Linked DNA regions of Homo sapiens: all the other regions are linked to region 2. Evidence: chromatin loops called from intact Hi-C (ENCODE). Cell type or tissue: ascending aorta. All regions are shown on one strand.

Region 1 (8,000 bases), 150 kb before region 2:
CCTCGCTCTTGGTTGAAGTTACAAAAGAGAATGGATGCAATTACTAGTTCATCTAAGAAGCAAAAGACACAAGGTAGTGTTCTAGATGGCTTCCCCGAGTCCATCCTGTAGATCATCATTGAAATAATGAATTCAGTAATGAAGTGCCGAATTTGCTGTAAAGTAGAAGTGGCCACGTTTTTAACATTCCCCTTCATCTAAAACAAAGGGTCATGACTGATTACATTCCATTTCTACTCAGGACTATTTTAACATTACCCTTAAAAAATATAAAGATGCAGAAATGCAGAAAGAACTGGAATATACATACAGCATTAAATTCCCAAAACATGTATTATACATATAAAAGCAAGAATACAGTGTTTGAGGCTGGGCACAGTGGCTCACGCCTGTAATCCCAGCATTTTGGGAGTCCGAGGTGGGTGGATCACTTGAGGTCAGGAGTTCGAGACCAGCCTAGCCAACATGGTGAAACCTTTTCTCTACTAAAAGTACAAAAATTAGCTGGGTGTGGTGGTGCACGCCTGTAGTCCCAGCTTCTCTGGAGGCTGAGGCAGGGGAATCACTTGAACCTGGCAGGCAGAGGTTGCAGCGAGTCAAGATTGCGCCACTGCACTCCAGTCAGGGTGATAGAGTGAGACCCCATCTCAAAAAAAAAAAAAAAATACAGCGTTTGAGTAAAACACTGTAAAAACTCAATTACTAGGGTATTTGAGAGGTGAGCATTTATCTGCATGCTTTGCTGGCTGACTCCAAAGCTGTAAATAAGGATCTAAATGGATGGTTTTGCATTTGGTTTAAATGTGTTTAAGCCAAAAATAAATTAAACCAAATGTTCTGAAGTCTAAACTCTTACAGGCATATATTGACTGCCATGACCTGCATTTAATGAATCCCTTTTCCACAAATAGAAGTCAAGAGAGAAATGGGCTTTATATGTTAATAAACTTAAAATATTTCCTGTTACCAAATATTTGCATTAAGCGGTCTCTCCATGCCCTCACTCTACACGACATAAACATTTTCCTCCCTGTGTACAACGGGTCTCAGATTGCAATTGCCACATACAAACAGGTCTTGGTGACTGTCCTCAGAGTTTCTTCCTTAGTAATGGTGAGATGAATACTGTGTTATCTTTGCTGACATTCCAAAGACCACAGAAAGCATAGAGGGAATGTTAGAATGCAGGAAATAGGAAATAGTAAGGAAAAAGAAAATAGCATTGGAGTAATAAAGTGAAAAACATGTCTATCCATAGTATATAACATAGGGTGCAGTTGTAGAGAGGAAATTCATCATTCCTTGTGTAGAACCAGCACCAACAGTTTAAATAGTTCAGCTTCCATGGCGGTGATGGATGGCTTGTTTGGATGTAGCAGCGGTATTAGTGAGGGAGCTTTCCTTTCAGGAAAGAGGTCAAGGAAGCATCCAAGTTATTTCTCAAGCCTGGTTCCTTTCTTACAAGAGATATTGCTGACACCGCTAGTATGCAGTAGCAAGTGTCATGGCAAGTCTGTGTGACAAAAGATGATTTTGATTAGCCGACCAGAAGGTCTGGACTCAGAGTTTGCTGCTGTTCCTGCTGCATTTCAAAACAGCCTCTAAAAGCCTCATGTTAGATTGTTTTCAAGGATGATTTCAATGTTCAATGTCTATTTACATACTCAGAGTATTGTGGGTAATGAAAACTGTGTTATTGAAACCACTTGGGAAGAAAATACAATAGAATTATGCAATAACTTAAATGAAACTTTGTTTTTTCGTAATTCTAATTTCCACGGCTGCCAAGCAGTAGTGAACTAGAAATAGAAAAAAGTCTGGTTAATCTGTGGCACAAATATATTTAAATTTCCAAACTGAAGAATTACCCATAATATATTTGGAACCATAAAGTCTACAATAAGTAAAATTACTTAATTACTTCTTAATGGTTAGAATTCAGAACACTGCCTTAAAAACACACACACACATTTGTTTAGTTGACTGATCCCAGATGTGATCTTAATAAAATGGCCTGGAAACTGGGGTTCAGCCTCTGGTGAACAAGTCCCTTAAGCTCGGTCATGGGTTTAGTGGCGATGCTCCATTCCAGGAAATGAGCCTGACATTTGCCTGTTTATATCTTTTATGTGTGGTTGCAGTTTAAGTTGTCTTATCATTATATACAATCGGCCAGGACTTTTCAAAAGCATCATGGGAACAATTCTGCCGCCTCCTGCTTTGAAAGCAGAATTTTATCATATCCTTTCCAGCTCTCGCATTTGGAAAGCTTCAAAAGCTAGTCACAACCTACCGCATTACCATCATCTTGGTGCTAGAGCTTGTCCATCGAATCAGAGTGAGGTTTGATGATGAAAAAAGAGGAGGCCTTCTCTTCCTAATGACACCTGAATATAAACATGACCTGTTAGTGGTGATGTGGCTGTGTCTCGGTTTGCTAAAAGCTGCCTAAGTTTTTAGTGACTTCAGTAAAAGCATAATAGGATTATAAAATTCAGATGGAAGCTACCTCCAAAACTCAGTTACTGGTTGAGCCTCTTTGTGAAGTACGTTTTATTTTCCTTATAGCACACACATTTTGAAACCCATGCATTTTTAAAAGTTGTTTCATATCTAATTATATTTGCTGGAGAGAAAAAACCCCAGCAAACTTAAAAAATAATTTTGCCACTGTTCAAAGAAATGTTGTTAAACACACACCTTCTATCTAGACACTCTTAATGCATTTTGTAAATATCCATGTCATCTCCTAATTGCCTGTTTATGAACTGGCCAACTTCCTTGGGTCTATATTCAGGGTATTGTGGGTAATGAAAAGTGTGTTATTTAAACTGGTCTTTTAAAATACCCTCCAACTCCTTGTCCTAGTTAGCTGGTGAGTATGCAGTGAATATATGCTTATTTTAATACTAACTGAAGAAATAAACCGTTAGGAAGATGAAATTGCTGCCAAGCCAGTGCATGGTATGATGCATCCCAGAGCCAAACACAAATGCTGTTTCGATTATGTATTTCTCTGCATTATTCATGCCAGTTCTTCTCTTTATTAGCAAGGAAAATCAGGAGTTGGCTGTGTTGTTACTTCCTATTTAATGGGCAATGAACATGATATGCGCAGAGATGTTAAGGAATTTGTCAAAGGTAGAAGCTGCAAAATGAGCTCAGTTCAATACATTTTTGGTTTAGCCATTTAAAAAAGTGTTAGTTTTGGCTGGGCGGGGTGGCTCACGCCTGTAATCCCAGCACTTTGGGAGGCTGAGGTGGGCAGATCATGAGGTCAAGAGATAGAGACCATCCTGGCCAACATGGTGAAACCCCGTCTTTACTAAAAACACAAAAATTAGCTGGGTGTGGTGGCACACGCCTGTAGTCTCAGCTACTTGGGAGGCTGAGGCAGGAGAATCACTTGAATTGGGGAGGCAGAGGTTGCAGTGAGCTGATATTGGGCTACTGTACTCCAGCCTCGCAACAGAGGGAGACTCCGTCTCAAAAAAAAAAAAAAAGTGTTAGTTTCTTTAGATATCTATTGTATTTCCAGATAAAGTGTCTCTTCATAGACAGTTGTTACATTACTATTGATCATAAAAGATCTTAGCATTTCTCTGTACAAATGGTTACGATTTTGGAGAATGAATACACTTGTATCCTGAATGATCAGGTTAGTAACGTGTGTTCTCCTGTGATATGTAGAATGTTTTTTATGATCATATATTGTAATAATACTCCTGAGCAGATAGATTTAAATCACATGTCCTTGTGTTTTAGTTCCAACAAGGACAATCCAGACAGCAATTTTGTGAGCCTGCAAATCAACATCACTGCTGTAGCGCAGGTGGAAATAAGAGGGTAAGTAGTAAGCAATGCATAGTACAATATCCTTCTGTATGTAGAGTTAAGATAAAATACTAGTGAAAATGATGTGGAATTTTCCTGATGCATTAGAGATCACAGTTCATTTTGGATATTAATTTTCACTCTTTTCTACTGATCGTTATTAGCCTTCCATTGGAAAGCAGAGTAAACCCTAAATAACAATTAACTCCAAGAATATCAAAACAAGAAATCACTTTATGCCAGGCGCGGTGGCTCATGCCTATACTCCCAGCACTTTGGGAGGCCAAAGTGAGCAGATCACCTGAGGTCAGGAGTTTGAGACCAGCCTAGCCAACATCGTGAAACCCTGTCTCTCCTAAAAATACAAAAATTAGCCAGGCGTGGTTGTGGGTACCTGTAATCCCAGCTACTCAGGAGGCTGAGGCAGGAGAATCACTTGAACCCGGGAGGCAGAGGTTGCAGTGAGCCAAGATCGTGCCATTGCACTCCAGCCTGGGTGACAAGAGTGAAACTCCATCTCAAAAAAAAAAAAAAAAAAAAAAAAAATCACTTTATTCCCCAAATTGACAGTGCAGTAATCAAACTATAAAAACCAGCTGATAAGAAGCCAGATAAAATAGACAACCATGTGATTCCCTGAAAAAAAATCTCAATTCTCCAATAATTATTTTAGCGTAATGACTTTTTAGCCTTACCACACCACATCTGGAGTTTAATAAATGACTAACTCTCAGATGCAAGGGTCGATTGGATCTATATTTTACATCTTTTTTCTTTGGTCCTATTCTTTAAGGAAGGTGCCAATAAGCAATCAACTGAGAGACGGGGGAAAAGGGTCAAGGAAATGACTACCAGCTGCAAAATCCATGCCTGGGGGAAAAAGAAATCAGAAATGGGTTGTGTGTAGTTCTTATCTTGCATGAAATTGGACTTCATTGATTTTTTTCTGATGATTCTGGTTTTTCAGAACAATCATGGATTTGGCTAAAAATGTCAACTGGTATTTTGGACCAAGTTGTCACTGGGGTTCCAGAATGCTGGTTTCCTTCCTTTTCCACGGTGGTTTACAAGCTTCGATGATGACAGCTGGTATTTCAGCAGGCAGAGCCAGTGCTGCCATGGGTCCTGCCCTGCTGTCCTGGTGCCGCTGGGGCGCCCCCTAGCGGATTAGAGAATAATAGCAATGTCTAACATACACTGTTCCCTTCTGGGTGCTACTCCAAGTTAGCCCATCTTATAAATGAACTAGTATCCTCCTTGTACAGGTGAGGGAATTGCGGCACAAGGAGTTGAAGGTTAAACTAGAAAATGCCAGAATGTAAATATAGGCAACTGTCTCCAGAGCTCATGCTCAGAAATGATCATGCTATCCTGCCTGGGATATAGTTTTTTGAAACTTATCTACATAAAATCGTATTTTATGTATGTTTCTAATTTTTTTCCATTCAAACCAATGTTTTTGAGATTCATTTTAGTGCACGTGCCTGTAATTCACTCATGTCAACTGCCTGAGTGTTACACTGTAAAACTATACCATCGTTTATCTTATTTTACTTTGAGACTGGGTCTCACTCTGTCACCCAGGCTGATCTCGGCTCACTGCAACCTCCACCTCCTGGGTTCAAGTGATTCTCGGGCCTCAGCCTCCTCAGTAGCTGGGATTACAGGCATGCACCACGCCCGGCTAATTTTTGTATTTTTAGTAGAGACAGGGTTTCACCATGTTGGCCAGGCTGGTCTCAAACTCCTGACCTCAGGTGAATCTGCCTACCTCAGCCTCCCAAAGTGCTAGGATTATTACAGGCCTTAGCCACCATGCTCGGCCAAAATATACCATAATTTATTTATCTATTCTACTCTGGATGAAAATGCAGGGCTTTTATTATTTTCCTTTTTGCAATTGTTTTTTGTACATATCTTCCAGTACACAGGGGGAAGAATGTCAGCAGAGGATATACTTAGAAGTGGAAATTCAGGATCAGAGAGTATGCTCTATTTAACTTTACTACATAATATCAAACTCTTTTTCAAAATACTTATGCCAAATTACACTCCTGTGAGAAGTGGGTGAAGTTTCTGTTATCCCACACTATCAGCTAACTCTCAACATGATCTGGTTTTTGAGCCAGTCTGGTGGACAAGAAATGGTACCTTACTGAAGGTTTAACTTGCGGTCCCCTGATTCCTAAATGAGATTCAGCAGCTTTTTAATCTTTGTTGACTCTTTATTCTTCCTGTGCAGAGAAATTCTTGTTCAATTTTTTGCACATATTTCTTTTCTTTTCTTTTCTTTTCTTTTTCTTGACAGTCTCGCTGCATCACCCAGGCTGGAGTGCAGTGGCATGATCTCAGCTCACTGCAACCTCTCCCTCCAGGGTTCGAGTGATTCTCCTACCTCAGCCTCCCAAGTGGCTGAGATTACAGGCACCTGCTACCATGCCCAGCTAATTTTTGTATTTTTAATAGAGAAGGGGTTTCACCATGTTGGCCAGGCTGGTCTCGAACTCTGTACCTCAGGTGATCCACCTGCCTTGGTCTCCCAAAGTGCTGGGATTACAGGCATGAGCCATCACACCCAGCCTTTTTTACACATAGTGCTACTAAAAGAGTTGACTTTTTTTCATTAGTGTATAGAAATTCTTTTCTATTCTAGAGTTTAGTCACTAATCCTTTATCAGTTACAAAGATTACCAATATCTTTCAACAGTTTATGGAGTTTGTGGGGTTTTTGAAAAGTCAGATTTATTGGAATGTAAATTACATAAAGTAAAATTCATCCTTTTTAGGTGTCCAGTTGAAGAAGTTATGACATCAAAAGAACATACAATATAGAACAGTACCATCACTCCACATAGTTATTTTGGACTACTTTATAGCCAACCCTTCCCCACCCCGAGACCCTGGCAAGCTTGGCCTATTTTCTGTCACTATAGTTTTGCCTTTTTCCGGAATGATCTATAATGTTATGCAAGTCATTGGGAATGGTGCTGGCTTCTTCCACCTAACCTAACGCACTTGAGAAACATCTGTGTTCTTGAATGTATCAGTAGACAGTTTCTTTTTATATATATACTTTTTTATTATTATACTTTAAGTTCTGGGGTACCTGTGCAGAACGTGCAGGTTTGTTACATAGGTATACAAGTGCCATGATGGTTTGCTGCACTCATCAACCCATCATCTACATTAGGTATTTCTCCTAATGCTATCCCTTCCCTAGCCCCCCATCCCCCAGTAGGCCCCGCTGTGTGATGTTCCCCTCCCTGTTGTCCACGTGCTCTCATTGTTCAACTCCCACTTATGAGTGAGAACATGTGGTGTTTGGTTTTCTGTTCCTGTGTTAGTTTGCTGAGAATGATGGTTTCCAGTTTCATCCATGTCCCTGCAAAAGACATGAACTCATCCTTTTTTATGGCTGCATAGTATTCCACATTGTATATGTGCCACATTTTCTTTATCCAGTCTATCTGGATGGGCATTTCAGTTGGTTCCAAGTCTTTGCTATGATGGTTTCTTTTTACTGCTGAGAAGTATTCCATTGTATGGATGGATGTCCAGTGAATTGTTCATCCATTCACTCATTGGTGAACATTTGAATTGTCTCCAGTTTGAGCTATGAAGAATAAAGCTGCTATAAGTATTCATGTGCAGGTCTTTGTTGGAACATTTGTTTTCACAAATGGAATTACCGAGTTGTATGATATGTGTATGTTTATAAGAAACTGTGCAACTGTTTTCCAGAAAGGCTATACTGTTTCCATTCTTCATTCCCACCAACCATGCATGAGAGTTGCAGTCATGCACCATTTTTGCCAGCATGTGCTTTATGTTGGTTTGTATTTAGTCATTCTAGTAAGCCTATAGTGTTCCACTGAGTTTTTAGTTTTCATTTGCTTAATGACCAGTTACATTGGGCATCTTTTCAGTGCTTATTTGCCATCAATATCTCATTTTTGGTGAAGTATCCCTTCAAATCTTCTACCCATTTATTACTGGGTTTTCTGTCTCCTTATTATCGAGTTGTAGAAGTTCTTTATAAATTCTGTATACAAAGCCATTTACCAAATATGTGTCCCGCGATTATTTTCTCCCAGTCTATAGTTTGGTTTTATATTTCCTTAATAGTGATGTTCAAGAAGCAAAAGTTTGATGAAATCCAGTTGATT
Region 2 (8,000 bases):
ATTCAGAAGACATGGTAAATATTCAGTACCAAGTCTGAATAATAATAATTGTCATTAATATTATTTTAGAGACAGGGTTTTGTTCTATCACCCAGGCTTCAGTGCAGTCAGAATCATAGCTAACTGCAGCCTCAAACTCCTGGGCTCAGGTGATCCTCCTGCCTCAGCCTCCATGGTAGCTAGAACTACAGGTGCACACCACCATGTCCAGATGACTTTATTATTTTTATGTTGTAGAGACAGGGGTCTCTGTGTTGCCCAGGCAGGTCTCAAACTCCTGGGCTCAAGTGATCCTCCCACCTCAGCCCAAGTCTGAATGATAATAATTATTATTATTATTATTTTTCTTTTTTTGGATGGAGTCTCACTCTGTTTCCAGGCTGGAGTGCAGTGGCATCATCTCGGCTCACTGCAACCTCTGCTTCCTGAGGTCAAGTGATTCTCCTGCCTCAGCCTCCCGAGTAGCTGGGATGACAGGCACGCACCACCACGCCCAGCCAATTTTTGCATTTTTAGTAGAGACGGGGTTTTACCATGTTGGCCAAGATGGTCTCGATCTCTTGACCTCCTGATCCTCCTGCCTCGGCCTCCCAAAGTGCTGGGATTACAGGCGTGAGCAACCATATCCAGCCTGAATAATTATTAATAACACATATCTTTACCAGGTTTATGTGAATCACTGAACAGTTTATGTCAGTAAATTTTTAATTAGTATAAATTGTTATTTCTGTTTGGAATGTTTTAGGCAAAAGTTAACTAAATTGTTTGTCATTATATAATTATAATTATATATTACATATAATTATATAAATTATATATTACATATAATTATATAAATTATATAATATAAATTATTTTATATCACTCCAAATTCTTATTGTATACTTGGAGAAAATAGTTTACTCTTTATCTACATTTCAAAAATTTTTCGCAGCCCTTCAAGATCTCTGGACATGTTGCCTCACAATTTTCTTTGTCTTCATCCACAAAATTCCCTTTTTCTCCATAATAAACTTTTCATCACCAACAATAATATTTACTGAACAGTGTACTAAACACTTTCATCTTGGACCATAACTGTTCAGATTAACATGCTGTAGGAGCTTCAGATGGCCATAAAAATCCTCTTCTCCGTTAGGTTCTTTGGTTTTTGTCTCCAAATATTTCCTTCCCATTCATTTTATCACACGCCTTTGAACACTGGATTTTTCTCTAGATCTTCGACGTGTCTCCAGTCTGGACTCCTTTTTCCATTTCAACAGCTTTTTAAATAATGCAATTGAGACCACATTAAGAAATGTTTACATTGTCAACACCCTTTAAGAATGTATATCCTTAAAATGGAGTAAATATGAAGAGACCATACTCATTCAAATCCAAAATATAAAAGCCTCCTCACATTACATCTTTGAAGTATCAACATGCCATGAAAATTTTTTGTCTTGAGATCTTTCCCAACTGGGACTTATTTAGATCTAGCAATAACTTTCACCTTTTCTTCTAAACTCAAAGGAGTCTAGGGCAGAATTTCCACATCTAGACAAAACAGAATAATCATTTTTGTTCTCTCCCAGATCTTTTTCACCCTGAATAGCACTTGCCAGCAAGATGTGAAAAGGAAAAGTTTGCAAGCTCGGACCAACCATTCTGAGGGCTTTGATCTGTCTTTGATTTTGCAGCAATTGGTGCGAATGGTAGACATCTGATTCACCTGCCTTACTCATTCCTGACGCGCACCCTATACCAGCTGCTCTCCACTGACTTTGGTAAGTGCTCTGATGAGTTTTGTTTACCCAGACTTGAGAAGGAGATGTATAAATACAAATGACTGCATAACCACATTTTAGATAAGACATCCTTAAAACGCTCATCAGTAATGTTTTAGAAACTCTTATGGCTGTAGACCAATCTTTTGGAAACAAAATTGTTTCAAGCTTTGGGAAGGCATTTAAAATAAAGAAAAAGAAAAACTAAGCAAGATGAAATAGACAAATTAAAGCAAGAGATATTTTGCCTGCCCTTTTTATTTTTTAATTTGAGATGGAGTCTTACTCTGTTGCCCAGGCTGGAGTGCAGTGGTGAGATCTCGGCTCACTGCAACCTCCACCCCCTGGGTTTAAGTGATCCTCCCAAGCAGCTGTGCGTACACGTGTGTGCCACAACGCCGAGATAATTTTTGTATTTTTAGTAGAGACAAGGTTTCGCCATGTTGGCCAGACTGGTCTCGAACTCCTGACCTCAGGTGATCCACCTACCTCGGCCTCCCAAAGTGCTGGGATTATAGGCGTGCCACTGCACCCAGCCTCGCTTGCCATTTTTAAAACAACTTTTATTCTACCCCCTTTGTACTGTTTGGACTTCTGTTTACCATGTGCGTGTGTTGCCAGGTAAAAAAGAACTATGCCTTTTGGTTTTGTTTTTTTTTTTTTTTTTTTTTTTTTTTTTTTGTGTGTGTGTGTGTGTGTGTGTGTGTGTGTTTGAGACGGAGTCTCGCTTGGCCGCCCAGGTTGGAGTGCAATGGCATGATCTCTGCTCACTGCAACCTCCACCTCCCAGGTTCAAGCGATTCTCCCGCCTCAGCCTCCTGAGTAGCTGGGTGCCATCATGCCCCGCTAATTTTTGTATTTTTGTAGAGATGGAGTTTCACCGTGTTGGTCAGGCTGGTCTCGAACTTCTGACCTCGTGATCCACCCGCCTTGGCCTCCCAAAGTGCTGGGATTACAGGTGTGAGCCACCATGCCCAGCCCCAGAACTATGCCTTTTAAAGCCAAACCATATATCTTAATTTTCTTGCTCAAAGTAAAACAGAGCACATGTTACAAAAATGGAGAAGGAGAGGCTGCTAGTGGTGAAACCAAGTCCAGCACTGCCTTGTTGGTGAACGTTAAAGATTTCGCTGGAAACCTTGTTTGGGATACTTTGTCCTCCTGCCCCCAGCCCCAGCCTCTCCCAGGCACACCCCAACCTTCCCAGTCTCTAGCCCAGATCTCCTTCCTGCTCTCAGCTGTCAACTAATCTCTGCTAAGGTGGTCCATTTTTATTTATGTTTATATTTTATTAATTATATATTTTTATTTTTTATTCTTTTTTTTAAAGACAAAGTCTTGCTCTGTTGCTCAGGCTGGGATGCAGTGGCAAGATCTTAGCTCACTGCAGCCTTGATCTCCTGAGCTCAAGTGATCCTCCCACTTCAGCCTCCTGAGTAGCTGGGACTACAGGTATGCACCACCATGCTCAGCTAATTTTTAAGTTTTTATTAGAGATGGGGGTCTCACTATTTTGCTCAGGCTGGTCTCAAACTCCTGGCATCAAGTGATCCTCTCACCTTGGCCTCCCAAGGTGCTGGCATCACAGGTGTGAACCACCACATTTGGCCTAATTTTTAAAATCTATAAATGTATGTTTAAAGCAATGGTTAACCCTCGAGCCCTCTTTAAATGGATATAACAAGGGGAAGCCCCGGTTGATGCAAGGATTCAAACCCCTCCTTAGCTTCCTCTGGTGTGAATCGGAGGCTGGCAGAGAGGGCGAGTCAACGCATACATATTTGACAAAATGCAACAGTGTCAGTATATAGAGTTCCTCAGCTATGACTGGTTAATCACTGAGGCCACAGCGTGCTATGTGTCTGGCATCCTGCTAGGAATTGAGGCTACCAAAAACAATATCTGCTGCCAGGTCTCCATCCTAGAGGAGTTCCTATGCCAGTGTGGAAGATGGGCACATAAATCAATCATGACAGTTCCATGGGGTAAGTGGCTAAGACAGAGACGTGTCCAAATGTCCCTGAATCCCAGAGAGACGCTGTCCTTGAAGGATCTTAAACAGGAAAGATATGTGGTCAAAATACCACTCCTGGCAGCACCCTGGAAGATTAGAATCCAGGAGACCAGAGTGAATGCTCTGAGGACAGCCCGGACCAGAGCACATGGTGCAAGAAAGTGAGGGAGGGGCGCTGGGAGCAGGCAGAACTAGGTCAGTCCCCCATGGGATAAGTTATCTCCATGAAGTATGCAGTGTGTGTGTGTGTGTGTGTGTGTGTGTGTGTGTGTGTGTGAGAGAGAGAGAGACAGAGAGAGAGAGAGAGATGAGGAGTGAAAGCGATGTATGGAGGAGAGAAGGATGGGGGAGAGAGACAGGGAAAGAGGGAGAAATAGGTAGAGAGAGAAAGCGTGCGCGATAGAAAGGGAAATGGAGGAAGAGAAAGAAGAGAAAGAGACGCAGAGAGGGAGGGAAGAAAGGAGGGAAATGGAGAGAGAGAAGAGAGAGAGAGAGAGAGAAAGAGAAGGGGGGGAAGGAAGGAAATGGAGAGAAAAAGAAGAGAGACGGAGAGAAAGAAAGACGGGGGAGGGAGAGGGAGAAAGAGAAAGAGAGAAAATACTGCCCTCTGGTGGCTGACGGACAAAACTGAAGAATTATTAATAGTATTGTATGTGTTAAGTTGCTCATCTCCATTCTAAAAGGTGATCCCGCTGATAATGTCAGTCTTAAAGCATATAATTGAAAAACCTGGGGGAAAAATTGTTTTAACACATTCTTATATCTGAAGTCTGTGTGCTGATCAGCGGTGATAAACACACCACAGCCTTTACTCCTTATCTCCTCACATCTTCCAGCTGTGTGAAATATAGATTGCTTGCCTGCTAGTGAACTGTCTGTATTCAAGGATGGTTTCATAATTTCTATCAATGAAACCCTTCAATAATTTAGCTAACATAACTTTGGAAAGCTCAACAATGAGTCATAAAGAAAGTTAATATTGCCATCCATCCTGCAAAATACTTTCTTTATATGTTTGTGTATATGCTTATTGGTCTCAAAGTTAAAAACAATTTTAATAAATGTTATCCCATTATTTGCTATTAAATATTTAGATTCTGTTTTTTAAAAATATTTCACTGAACTGAATTTAAACAAGAAGAGCCTGGCTTGGTGCATGCCTGTATTCCCAGCTACTCGGGAGGCTGAGGCAGGAGGATCACTTGAGTCCAGGAGTTGGAGGCTGTGGTGAACTATGATTGCACCACTGGACTCTGGCCTGGGAGACAGAGGAAGGCCCTGTCTCTAAAAAATTAAAACAGATAAATAAAGATAATTGAAAATGATTATTTTTTTAAAAAACGATACCAAGCAACCACTCAAATAATGCTCACCAGCCCCCAAAACTGTATTTGCATGTGTGAAAATGCCCAGCTTTGTAAAGGGAGTCTGTAGTCTGTGTGTGTTAATATTCCCCAGAAACCAACCCAAGGCTTAGGAAAGAATAGAGAAATTTCCCCCTATTCTATGTATATTTGTAGCCATCATTTGAAATGTCTTAGGCACCTAAACCAAGCATGAAAAGCACAGTTTCATTCCAGCTTTATGAACTTTACGTCACATTAAACCAGAAGGCTCCCTTTTCTCCTTTATGTTTCTTCCATTTCTCAAATCAATTGTCAATTCTCAATCCAGAATTTAAGGGAGAAATTTAAAGAAAAAAGGGAGATAGATAAATTTAAAGAAAAAAATGAGATAAACTTCAACAATATTACAGACTTCAATTTTTTTTGTAACAAATTGTTCGCTGAGACTGAATTTTAACCAAGAATGGAGTGAGAAAATACTATATAACTTCTTTCTGGGTTTGAGTTTTGTTTCTTGTTTTTTTGAGCAACTAGCTTTCACTGTATTTATTCTGCCTTCTCTTAACCCAGCCAAATAGCCTGGAAACTTGGAAGGATGTCTGGTTTATTTTTTATTAATTAAAGAGAACGATAAAAGATAATACAAAAGATAATTTTTCAGTTTCCTGGACTCCAATCCCGTATATACTGGATGGAATCAAAGGTAAAATTAGATTACCATTGGAGAAGGAGCAGGATCCAGAGTGCACGGGAAGTTGGCTTTGGCTTAGAAATTATTATTTTGATGCTGTAAATGTTTCAATCTGACAACTCCCCCCACTTCCCAAGATTGTCATCAAATGTAGGAAAAGAAAGAAGTGAAAAATTACCTAGAACATGTATATGTATAACTGGGAATGTTGCCTCTCATTGTTTGAAAACATGACCTTTGTCCTTGCAGGGAATTCCAAATTCCTTGCCTGGAAACACGTTCTGAAAGGAGGTACAAGAGCACTTTGCAAACTATGGGATCAAAAAAAAACTGAACATAAATCTGATCGAACTCTGACACCAGTTTTCAGAACACACAGAGAGAGAGGAGCATGTTCCACACCATGTACTCACTAAGATCCATGCTGTGAGAACCTCTGCAGCAGCGGTCCCCAACCTTTTTGGCACCAGAGACCAGTTTCATGGAAGATAATTTTTCCACAGACCGGTGGGCGGTTGGAGCGGGGCTGGGAGGAATGGTTTTGGGACGAGTCAAGTGCATTACATTTATTGTGCCCTTTATTTCTATTATTACACTGTAATGTATAATAATTTTTTTTTTCTTTTTTTGAGACGGAGTCTCGCTCTGTCGCCCAGGCTGGAGGGCAGTGGTGTCATCTCGGTTCACTGCAACCTCCGCCTTCTGGTTCAAGCAATTCTCCTGCCTCAGCCTCCCGAGTAGCTGGGATTACAGGCCCGCACCAGAACGCCAGGCTAATTTTTGTATTTTTAGTAGAGATGGGGTTTCACTATATTGGCCAGGCTGGTCTTGAACTCCTGACCTCAGGTGATGGTGAAATAATTATAAAACTCACCATAATGTAGAATCAATGGGAGCCCTGAGCTTGTTTTCCTACAACTAGATGGTCCCATTTTGGGGTGACGGGAGACAGTGACAGATCATCAAGCATTAGATTCTCATAAGGAGCACGCAACGTAGATGCATCACACACACAGTTGACAACAGGGTTCCCGCTCCTATTAGATCTAATGCCACACTGATCTGACAGGAGGCAGAGTTCAGGCAGTAATGTGAGCAATGGGGAGCAGCTGTAAATACAGAGGAGGCTTTGCTCACTCCCCCGCCACTCACCTCCTGCTGTGCCAGCCCAGTTCTTAACAGGCCATGGACTAGTACCAGTCTGTGGCCTGGGGTTTGGGACCTCCGCTCTATAGAACAAACAATCCTGTTTTTATTTTTCAATAAATAAATACCAACCAAAAAAAAAGAGAGATGGGGAGGGAACCCACCAATTGAAATATATTGAAGAAACATATCAACAATTGTGATTTATGGATCTTATTTTGGATGTGAGTCAAGCCAACCATAAAATGTTATGAGACAGTTGTGAAATTTGAACCGTGGCTGGTTATTTTATTTCAACAAGGAAAGATTGATGATTATTTTTTCAGTGTAATCATGGTGTTTTGGTTATGTTTAAAATAAGGAGTCCTCGCTGGGTGCAGTAGCTCATGCCTATAATCCCACCACTTTTGGGAGGGTGAGGGAGGATCATTTGAGCTCAGGAGTTTCAGACCAACCTGAGCAACGTAGTGAGACCCTATCTCTACAAAAATTTTAAAAATTAGCTGGGTATGGTGGCACGTGCCTATAGCCCCAACTACTCAGGAGGCTGAAGTGGGAGGATCGCTGGAGCCTGAGAGGTTGAGGTTGCAGTGAGGTGTGATCACACCACTGCACAGCAGCCTGGGTGACAGAGTGAAACCTTGTCTCAAAAAATAAAAATAAAAAATGAAGAGTTCTTATCTTTCAGAGTGTTATCCTGGAACTGAAATTTGCTTCAAATAACCTGCAGGAGTGTGATCGGTATATATGATTCAAGACTGGCTGTGAATTAGTAACTATTAAAATCGAATGACAGGACCTTAAAGGTTCATTAATCTCCCTATTTTTGTATATATTCAAAATTTTCAATATCAAAGTGTTTAAAAGCAGGGGTTTGGGGAGGATGATGAACACCTGGAGCTCTCAAACACCACAGGTAGGAGTAGGAGTAGAGGTTGTTGCCACTACTTCAAAGAGCTATTTGGCATTTTGAAGTAGAATATGTGAATGCGTAATGCTGCCATTCCACTTCTAAGTCTTATTTATTTATTACTTAT
Region 3 (8,000 bases), 280 kb before region 2:
ACACACACACAGACACCCAACAACAAAAACAAAAAAAAACCCTCGAGGCTTTCTTGTATATGAGTTAGCTCTGCCAGGAGGTGGGGTGGACTTAGGGGAGGAGAGGGTTGTTGCATTTCAACTTTAACTCTCATCACAGACGTGCAAAGCCGTGAACGCTGAGGTCAGGCTGCAGAGGTGATGAAGAGATAATTGCTTTGCCCCTCCTGGTGGTGGGGTTGGTTTTCACATTCTCCATCCAAGCTGCGCCTTTGACACAACTGGAGCAAGCTCTCGCTCCACCTGGGGCATTGCTTCTAAAGCAATAAATAGCTTGAGGTGACAGAGACGAAACTGATTGTCCTTGAGATGGGACTGCAATAGAAATCCGGGCAGCCCGAAGAGGCACCCAGCGCTCCAGCCACCAGCTGGGCCGCCCGGGAGTCCCTGGCTCTAGACCAGCCGCGAGGAGGCGCCGCGAGAGAGCTGGTCCCTGCCCGCGGCCGGAGGAGGGCTAGAGCCCCTGGGCCAGCCCCCCGAGCCGGCTGGGCGGGCGGGCGGGTGGGAGCAGACGCCGGGCACTGTCACCACGGGTGCGCCGAGCGCACCGACCCGGGACACGGGCAGCTGGGGACCGCCAGATTCCACCAGCCCCCCTTGCCCCGCAGGGGTCCTCGGCTCGCGCTCCTGGGTAGCAGCCACCCACCGGGGCGGAGGGAGATGTCGCCCGGGGCCAGCCGCGGTCCCCGGGGAAGCCAGGCGCCGCTGATCGCGCCCCTCTGCTGCGCCGCGGCCGCGCTGGGGATGTTGCTGTGGTCCCCCGCCTGTCAGGCGTTCAACCTGGACGTGGAAAAGCTCACAGTGTACAGCGGCCCCAAGGGCAGCTACTTCGGCTACGCCGTGGACTTCCACATACCCGACGCCCGCACGTAAGTCGCCCGACCCGGGGAGGTGCGCGCGGGGACGAAGGCGCTCCCGGGTCAGGTCCCAGCGGCTCTGCCGCGGAGTCCCCCCGCAGCCTGGGATCCCCGTCCTGCCGCCTGCCCGGGGTCCCGTCCCTCTCCCCGCCACCAGCCCCTTCTCTCCCCTGCCATGCTAGATGTGCCTTGTGAATTTTGAGCTAGAGACATGCCACTTGCATAGAACACGCAAGTCCTGGGTGTTCCAGGTACCAAGACGCACGCATCCTACAAAGGAGAGAACAGGACCCAGAAGACCCAAGCCAGTTAAAACCGCCACCACAGCGAGGTCTGTTTATGCAGAGTCTGTAACCATTGCGTCTGGGCGCAAGAGCTGTCGGCTACCAGCAGCTGGGCTCTGTCCTTGGCTTCCTCCTACCCCACCCCCTTCTCTCATCTCACTGTACCCACAGAGCTCCACCTAGAGAAGCAGGACCGTTTGCATTCTTGCAAACCAGGTTGCGGACCCCCGTTTCCAAGAGGAAATCAAGTTTGACAGTCGGTCCTCATCATAAATACGTTCATGCCCTCCACGCCTGCCCCAGTGTCCCCGGGCAGGAGGTTACAGAGACTGCATTGCATGCGCACGGTTTTGTGGCGCCCAAAGAGTGACTTTCTCCAACTCTTTTGCAGAGCGAGTGTCTTGGTGGGGGCGCCCAAAGCCAACACCAGCCAGCCCGATATCGTGGAAGGGGGAGCCGTCTATTACTGTCCTTGGCCCGCGGAGGGGTCTGCGCAGTGCAGGCAGATACCGTTTGACACCACCAGTAAGTGAGATTTGTCCTTCTAAGCTGTGGGCCTGGGTTTGGAAGAACCAGGGCCATCCCAGAGGCGACTTCCCGCTGTCTTGGTGTGCTGCTCGTTTAGCTTGTCTGATATGTCCGTATTGTGGGCTATGTGGGTCTCTAGAGAAATCAGTTTTTTCAACTCTCAGTTAACTGAAGGAAGACGTTTAGTGAACCCTAGAGAAAGGACACTATTTTGACCCTGAGTGTTCGGATGCATCCTGGCAACTCCTGTTTCTTTACCTTTCTGAGATGAGCATTTTCAGGGTGAGTGGATGTTTTGGAGAAATACAAAAACTATGTCCTAACTTTGACTGTGGAGAGAATTTGGTTGCTTCTCAAGGACAGATCTGGAAAAAGAGAGATCCTTAGCGTTTCCAGTGCCCAAGCTCGGGAGGCAGGACTTAGCTGCTGCAGACCCAGACATCACTCCGCGTTGCTGTTTAATTCTTTACAGAAAGAAAGAATTTTCTTTCAAAGTATTAGACATTGAATGCAAACTAGTGCAGGCAGAGTGTGGATGGATTACATTCATTTCCAAAATCCCTAGACAGATGTTTCTTATTTAATTAAAGGGAAAATACATTTTAAACAATTCAGTCTGGTTACGTTTCCTCTGGTGTTTTCTCTTTAGAGCCTGAGAAAATAATTTAAATGCGATGCTTTCAAAAACATTAACACCGAATGCTTTAATTTTTACCACCAAAACTTTATGAATTCAAAAGGTATATATTATCAGAAAGCAAATATCTCTTTCCAGAAAAATGCGAATATGTCAGCTTGAACAATGGTCCTTGATAAATAATCGTTTAAAATACCTTGTGTACCACACAACTATTTTATGACATACTTGATTTCTTTGATTTTTAATTGTTTGATTAGTGCGTATATGGAATTTATGCGGAATATTTTCACAGAATTTCGATGAAATTGGCTGGATGATGTTTACTTGTTACTATAATTTGTATCTTTTATGTTAAAGGAGAAAACAATTTCAGTTTCATAAATATGAAAATATTTCAAAGCAAAACAGACTATACAAGCATTACCTTGAATTATGACCAAATTAGGAAAGTATTTTATAAAAGCATTGGAAAATTATATTTTTATCATGCCTGTCTATATATGGTCACAATAGCTTATCATTTTATTAAATATTCTGTTATTTTATACCAGTTTTTATAAGCTTTTACTTTTAAATTTGAGTATTAGCAACCAGGAAGATTAAACCTTTTGATGTTAATTTGTGACAGAAATCTTTTAATTAGTTATTTTATCAAGACTTGAGACACTTTCTAGCTACTGCTCTCTAGTTTAAGAATAAGCTTCGTAAACCAAAAGAATTAAACATTTAAACACAAAATTAATGCCATTTTAATAATTCATATCCGAATCATTTGTATTTTTAAAAGTATTTTAAAGCAGGCCAAATAAAGACATGAATCATTAACATTATTTGAATTTACATTAAGGAAAGTATATTTTGAGACATGGTTGATGTGTTTTCACCAAGAAGCAATTTATGGTCGTGGAAAAGAATTTAATAATCTTCTTGTATAGTCTCATAACATCAAATCAGGATCTGATTAGTATTTTTTTCTTTTGATAAAGGAAGAATCAATGTCTGCCCTGATAAGTTACAACTGACTTACTTTGTAAGTACTCATCCCAATAGATGTCATAGGCCAACAGATTAAAAACCAGAGAATCCAGATGTCAACTATGAATTCAAAAAATAACTGACCACTCCTAACTGAAAATTTTCAATATTAAATTACAATAGGTAGGCCAGGCGTGGTGGCTTATGCCTGTAATTCCAGCACTTTGGGAGGCCGAGGCAGGTGGATCACTTGAGGTCAGGAGTTCAAGACCAGCCTGACCAACATGGTGAAACCCCATCTCTACTAAAAATACAAAATCAGCCGGGCCTAAGGGTGTAATCCCAGCTACTTGGGAGGCTGAGACAGGAGAATTGCTTGAACCCAGGAGGGAGAGGTTGCAGTTAGCCAAGATTGCACCATTGCACTCCAGCCTGGGCAACAAGAGTGAAACTCCATCTCAAAAAAAAAAAAAAAAATACAATAGGTTATATTTTCCAAGTTCATTCTAAAGCAATTGCTTGAAGCCTTGAATTCACTCTCCCATACAGAACTAATGCTGAAAGATGTGCTTTGGTTTCCAGAATAGCCCACAGGAATGCATTTAACCCTTATTGTAGCTGAATTATATTTGCAGTAAAACAGTAGGGGACAAACTAGAACAAGTTGGCAATTAAACAGAAAAATAATGTCCAGAAAATGTCAGTGTTACTTGGAGAAGACAATGTCCTCTTTTGTGTAGGTTAGGAAAATGTCTAGATATCTCAAAGGGCTTTAGAGATTGATGCTGCTCATTCCACACTATGTCTTATTTTACTTCCAAATATATAGTGGTTTACTTGATAAATAGATGAATGCACTAATCCTACTATTATACTTATCAACTACAATCATAATAATTTCAGAATTCACAAATGGAACAAAGTGAGAGAAAGAAAGGGGAAGAAAAATCAATGTTCCTGAAATAATTGAACAGGAAATTTAAAAAGCAAGGCAGGAAAGGCTACACAAGTTTGTGAGAAATGAATGGTCCATGACAGAATGAACAAGGCTGTGACCTGTGAAAGACAGGGAGGTCCCACTGGGGAGGAGAAAGGAATTGTTGGGAAAAGAAAGTTCCCCATGTCGGCCATCAGGGGGTACTATGGGCCCAGAAACCTTGATTGCCAGTGGGAATGGCCTGAAAATGGGTGTGGGGAAGGAATCCACAGGGTCACAGCTCAGGTGTTTGCTACCAAGTGGTTGCTCACCCTCTATACCTCATCTGTGCCAATTGCTTTGTCCTTATACCCTCAGATAGTGGAACTGGCAGTGGCAGCTACTTGATGCAATGCTGTGCAAGTGAAGAAGGCACAGCAGATGCCAGTGTAGCTATTTCCATTCTGAACATCCACTTCGTGGACAAAGTAGAATGTTAAAACGAAAGATGAAAGGTGGAAACAGACATCACTGGCTCTGGGTCCTGAAGTCAGTGTTGCCAGAGGCATCCCATTTACAGATCGCTACTATGTACCAGACACGGTACACACATTGTTTCTACTACATAAAACAAATCAAAACAACTATGTAAAACTCATTCTGTAAATAAGGAAACTGACATCAAAGGTATACCCAAGACCGTACAGTGGTAGGTGGTAGAGGCAGGACTGGAATAGAGGTCTGCCCAGTTCGCAGCCTGCTTGTTCCCCTCACCTTCCTTCCAGAAATGGGGAGAGGATTGACCCTGATAGACTGCAAGTTCAGGATTATGACTAAGCCCCCAAGGAGCTTTGGAAGGCTATATTTGCCTTCCCTCCCTCTCCTCCATTCCCCTACTCCAGCAGTGGCTTTACAATTCCATTTTAAATTATTCTCCAGAGAGGGGTTGGAAAGGATAAACAGTTTTGGTGGAAGCATTGTAGAAGCAGGGTTTGTCTTGGTGGGAATGATGGGTCGCATATGCCCCTGGTTTGCTCAGACTCCCACAGAATGCCCCTTCATGGTCTCTGATAAGCTGCCTCCTGAGTTACTCTCTGCTCAGTGCCAGTAACGTACTGTTCTCCCCCGAAAAAAAGGAAGAAAAGTTCTCTGCTTAACTAAGTAGTGGCCCCAAATTGACATCCGCATAATGGAGTGTGATGTGTCAGGCATAAAAATGTATATTGCAAATATTCATCTGTCAAGACATCAGTGACTTTCCTGGTCTTTTACCCTACTTTTACTACGACATCTGAATTCAAGACATCCTAAGTAAATTTGACCTTTCAATGAAGTTGTTTCAACTTGTTCAGGTCCCTGGGGTGTCTACAATTGGGTATTCTGCTCTGGTAACCAACTAAATTCTCTCAGCTTAGACTTTGAAGGAGACAGCCCTATAACTGAGTCCCAGAGTCCAGTTGAGATCCTGTTCCTCCATTTATTTAAGGTCAATTGCCATTTTCTAAAAACTGCCTTTCAGGTTTTTTTTCATGAAATAATCATTATTTATTTTATTTTTACCTTATCATATAACTTGATTTTCTTTAACATTTCTCATGATGAATACAAAAATAGAGGAAGCTTGCACTAGGCCCAGCACTTCAAATGCATGAATACTAGAAGCATATGCTGGTGGGGGAGATGCAAAGAGTAGATAATTTTCCTGCTCTGTACAGAATCAAGGGGTTCCAAAAAAGCACTTCTCTGATCTCCCTTCTGTCTTTCCCTCTTTACTTCAATAGAAGAAAATTCCTCCTATCACCAAATTGGTTTCTTTCACTTTTGTCTCAGGAACTCTTTAAACTATGCCCTATGTCTTAAAGAGTTTAAAATATCACATCTGCCTAATTCATGCCTCTCGCTTCTGTGTCTACTTCAAGGTTCCCTTTCTTCTTTTTCCTACATTTTCTAAACCAATGCATGGGTTAAAGAATGTTAGGCTGTAACCCTTCTGCTAAAAGGGAGAACGAATGAGACAATGAAATGGACTGTCATCTTTGGAATAATGAAGAGCAAATTGCAACATAGTTCCAAAGTATAGCATACAAGTATTTGATTGTTTTAAATGCTCAAGTAAAATGTTTGAGGAAAAAGGTGATGTGTGCTAATTAATTATGATAATCATCAAAGCACTAATAATGACAGAGAAGCAATACAGCTGGGAACCAGTCACAGTTAGGAGCCCACATAAGAAGTTGACAGGAAGAGGTAGGAGGTGCCATTGAGATTTGGAAGTCATCTGAGAAAGACCACTAGAATTTGCCTGGCCTCAACTTAGTATCTCTGTGTTAAAAAATAAAAATAAAAATAAAAATAAAAGGAAAAAGAAAAAGAAAAGAAAAGAAAACTTAAAATGGAAGACAATTGGATTAGGATATTTCAAAGTTCTGGATGACAAGGTTTTTGTTGGAATTGCGGGAGACCGGAAGCCTTTGTTTTGGGGGGTCTGTTTTATTTTGTGTTGAGTGATCCCACAATGAGAAGCAGCTTAAAGCATCTGGTTCTGCAACTGGCTTAGGGTTGTTTTTTTATAGTGTTCGGTGTGCCCTTTTTCTCATGTGAGGGTTGGGAAACATATTGGCTGCATAAGTCTTGCCTTTCTAGTTTCCCCGGAAAGAAATCAGTTTTTGTTCAGGAACAAAGAAAAGAAAAATGTAGGTTAGAGCTACCCAAGTAAATGACAGAGGAAATAACATAAATGTGATAGGACTTAGGGACAGGAGAAATCTGTGCTCTAATACGTTCACTTGGAAGATTACAAAGGTGGGGGAAGACGGAAGCCCAAAGATAACCTCCTCTTTTCAAGACTTAACAATGAGAGTAAGTTTTGCTACTCAGAAAAAAAGAAGCAGTGTGTGCACACAAGCACACACCACAATATTTGCAGAAATCTTCCTCTGCTAAGTCCTGATCCAACTGAGTCATCAAAGGTGGTTTAGCTGGATGTCTTACTTATTATTCTAGAAGCAATTCATGATGGCTACTATGACTGGATATGTTGGCATGACAGAGGCAACCATCATCCCTAAATTTCTCTCTGTTTGTTCAGACTTCATGCAACAGAACACAACTGAACCTTGGTATGAGAAGGGAGGAGGCAGCGGTCCCTACAGCCCATAGCAACTGAGGAAGCAATTAGAAAAAGGAAGTCCTTGAAACTCCAACTAGAAATGGGAAACAGATCTGCTGTATGGCTAGTTGAGCAGTATGAGCATTAGGCACCTATTGCTTAATCTGCAAAATTCTTTCAAGAAGCTGGAAGTCTGTGTGAGGGAACAGGCTTCAAGGTTCTTGGCAGGAATATTCCGTGTAGGCTCTGCAGCATGCTGGGAGAAATGGCTTGAAATTATCTTGAAATAGTCTTGAAATTATTCTGAAAGGAAAAACACACTTTTACATTTAAGCTGACAGGTTGAGATGTGCACATTCGAACTTTCCTTCTTAGTGTATAACGAGTCTTGTATCTGGGAATTGCATTGATGGAGAGAGTTGCCAACTTTACGAAAAAGCTCAGCTCAGGGGTGCCCTGATGGATACCATGACAGTACATGAACATGGACTTTTTTATTTTTTATTTTATTTTTATTTTTTTGAAATGGAGTCTGGTTCTGTCACCCAGGCTGGAATGCAGTGGCACAATCTCAGCTAACTGCAACCTCCATCTCCCGGGTTAAAATGATTCTCCTGCCTCAGCCTCCCAAGTAGCTGGGATTACAGGTGCC

Evidence for each region. Peaks named below come from ENCODE experiments on the same cell type or tissue, not always from the same donor. Only the 100,000 strongest peaks of a DNase experiment are listed, where the experiment ranks them.
Region 1: a loop joins it to region 2, with 4 times the contacts of the local background. A loop is called at or near these places in 20 of 110 quality-filtered maps.
Region 3: it touches region 2 in a loop (6-fold over the local background); 90 of 110 quality-filtered maps call a loop at or near these places.

What each region holds. Positions count from the first base shown.
Region 1 is chr10:15,582,430-15,590,429 of GRCh38, reverse strand. It overlaps ITGA8 (integrin subunit alpha 8), which reads left to right. Exons shown (of 30, transcript NM_003638.3): 23 at 3,766-3,846. Among named protein-coding and RNA genes, the nearest start is that of ITGA8, 130 kb to the left of the region's middle. RefSeq lists a silencer at 5,040-5,089. In ascending aorta, a CTCF peak has its summit at 4,993 (motif pointing left); a DNase peak (open chromatin) is centred at 4,969.
Region 2 is chr10:15,430,644-15,438,643 of GRCh38, reverse strand. No RefSeq gene overlaps it. Among named protein-coding and RNA genes, the nearest start is that of FAM171A1, 63 kb to the right of the region's middle. RefSeq lists an enhancer at 4,240-4,534. In ascending aorta, a CTCF peak has its summit at 4,389 (motif pointing left); DNase peaks (open chromatin) are centred at 3,619 and 3,873; H3K4me3 peaks cover 1,290 bases; H3K27ac peaks cover 5,514 bases.
Region 3 is chr10:15,712,471-15,720,470 of GRCh38, reverse strand. It overlaps ITGA8 (integrin subunit alpha 8), which reads left to right and starts at 549. Exons shown (of 30, transcript NM_003638.3): 1 at 549-908; 2 at 1,572-1,705. The coding sequence starts at 700. RefSeq lists a silencer at 5,835-6,035. In ascending aorta, CTCF peaks have their summits at 210, 412 (motif pointing right) and 4,455 (motif pointing right); DNase peaks (open chromatin) are centred at 450, 1,514 and 4,483; H3K4me3 peaks cover 8,000 bases; H3K27ac peaks cover 7,625 bases.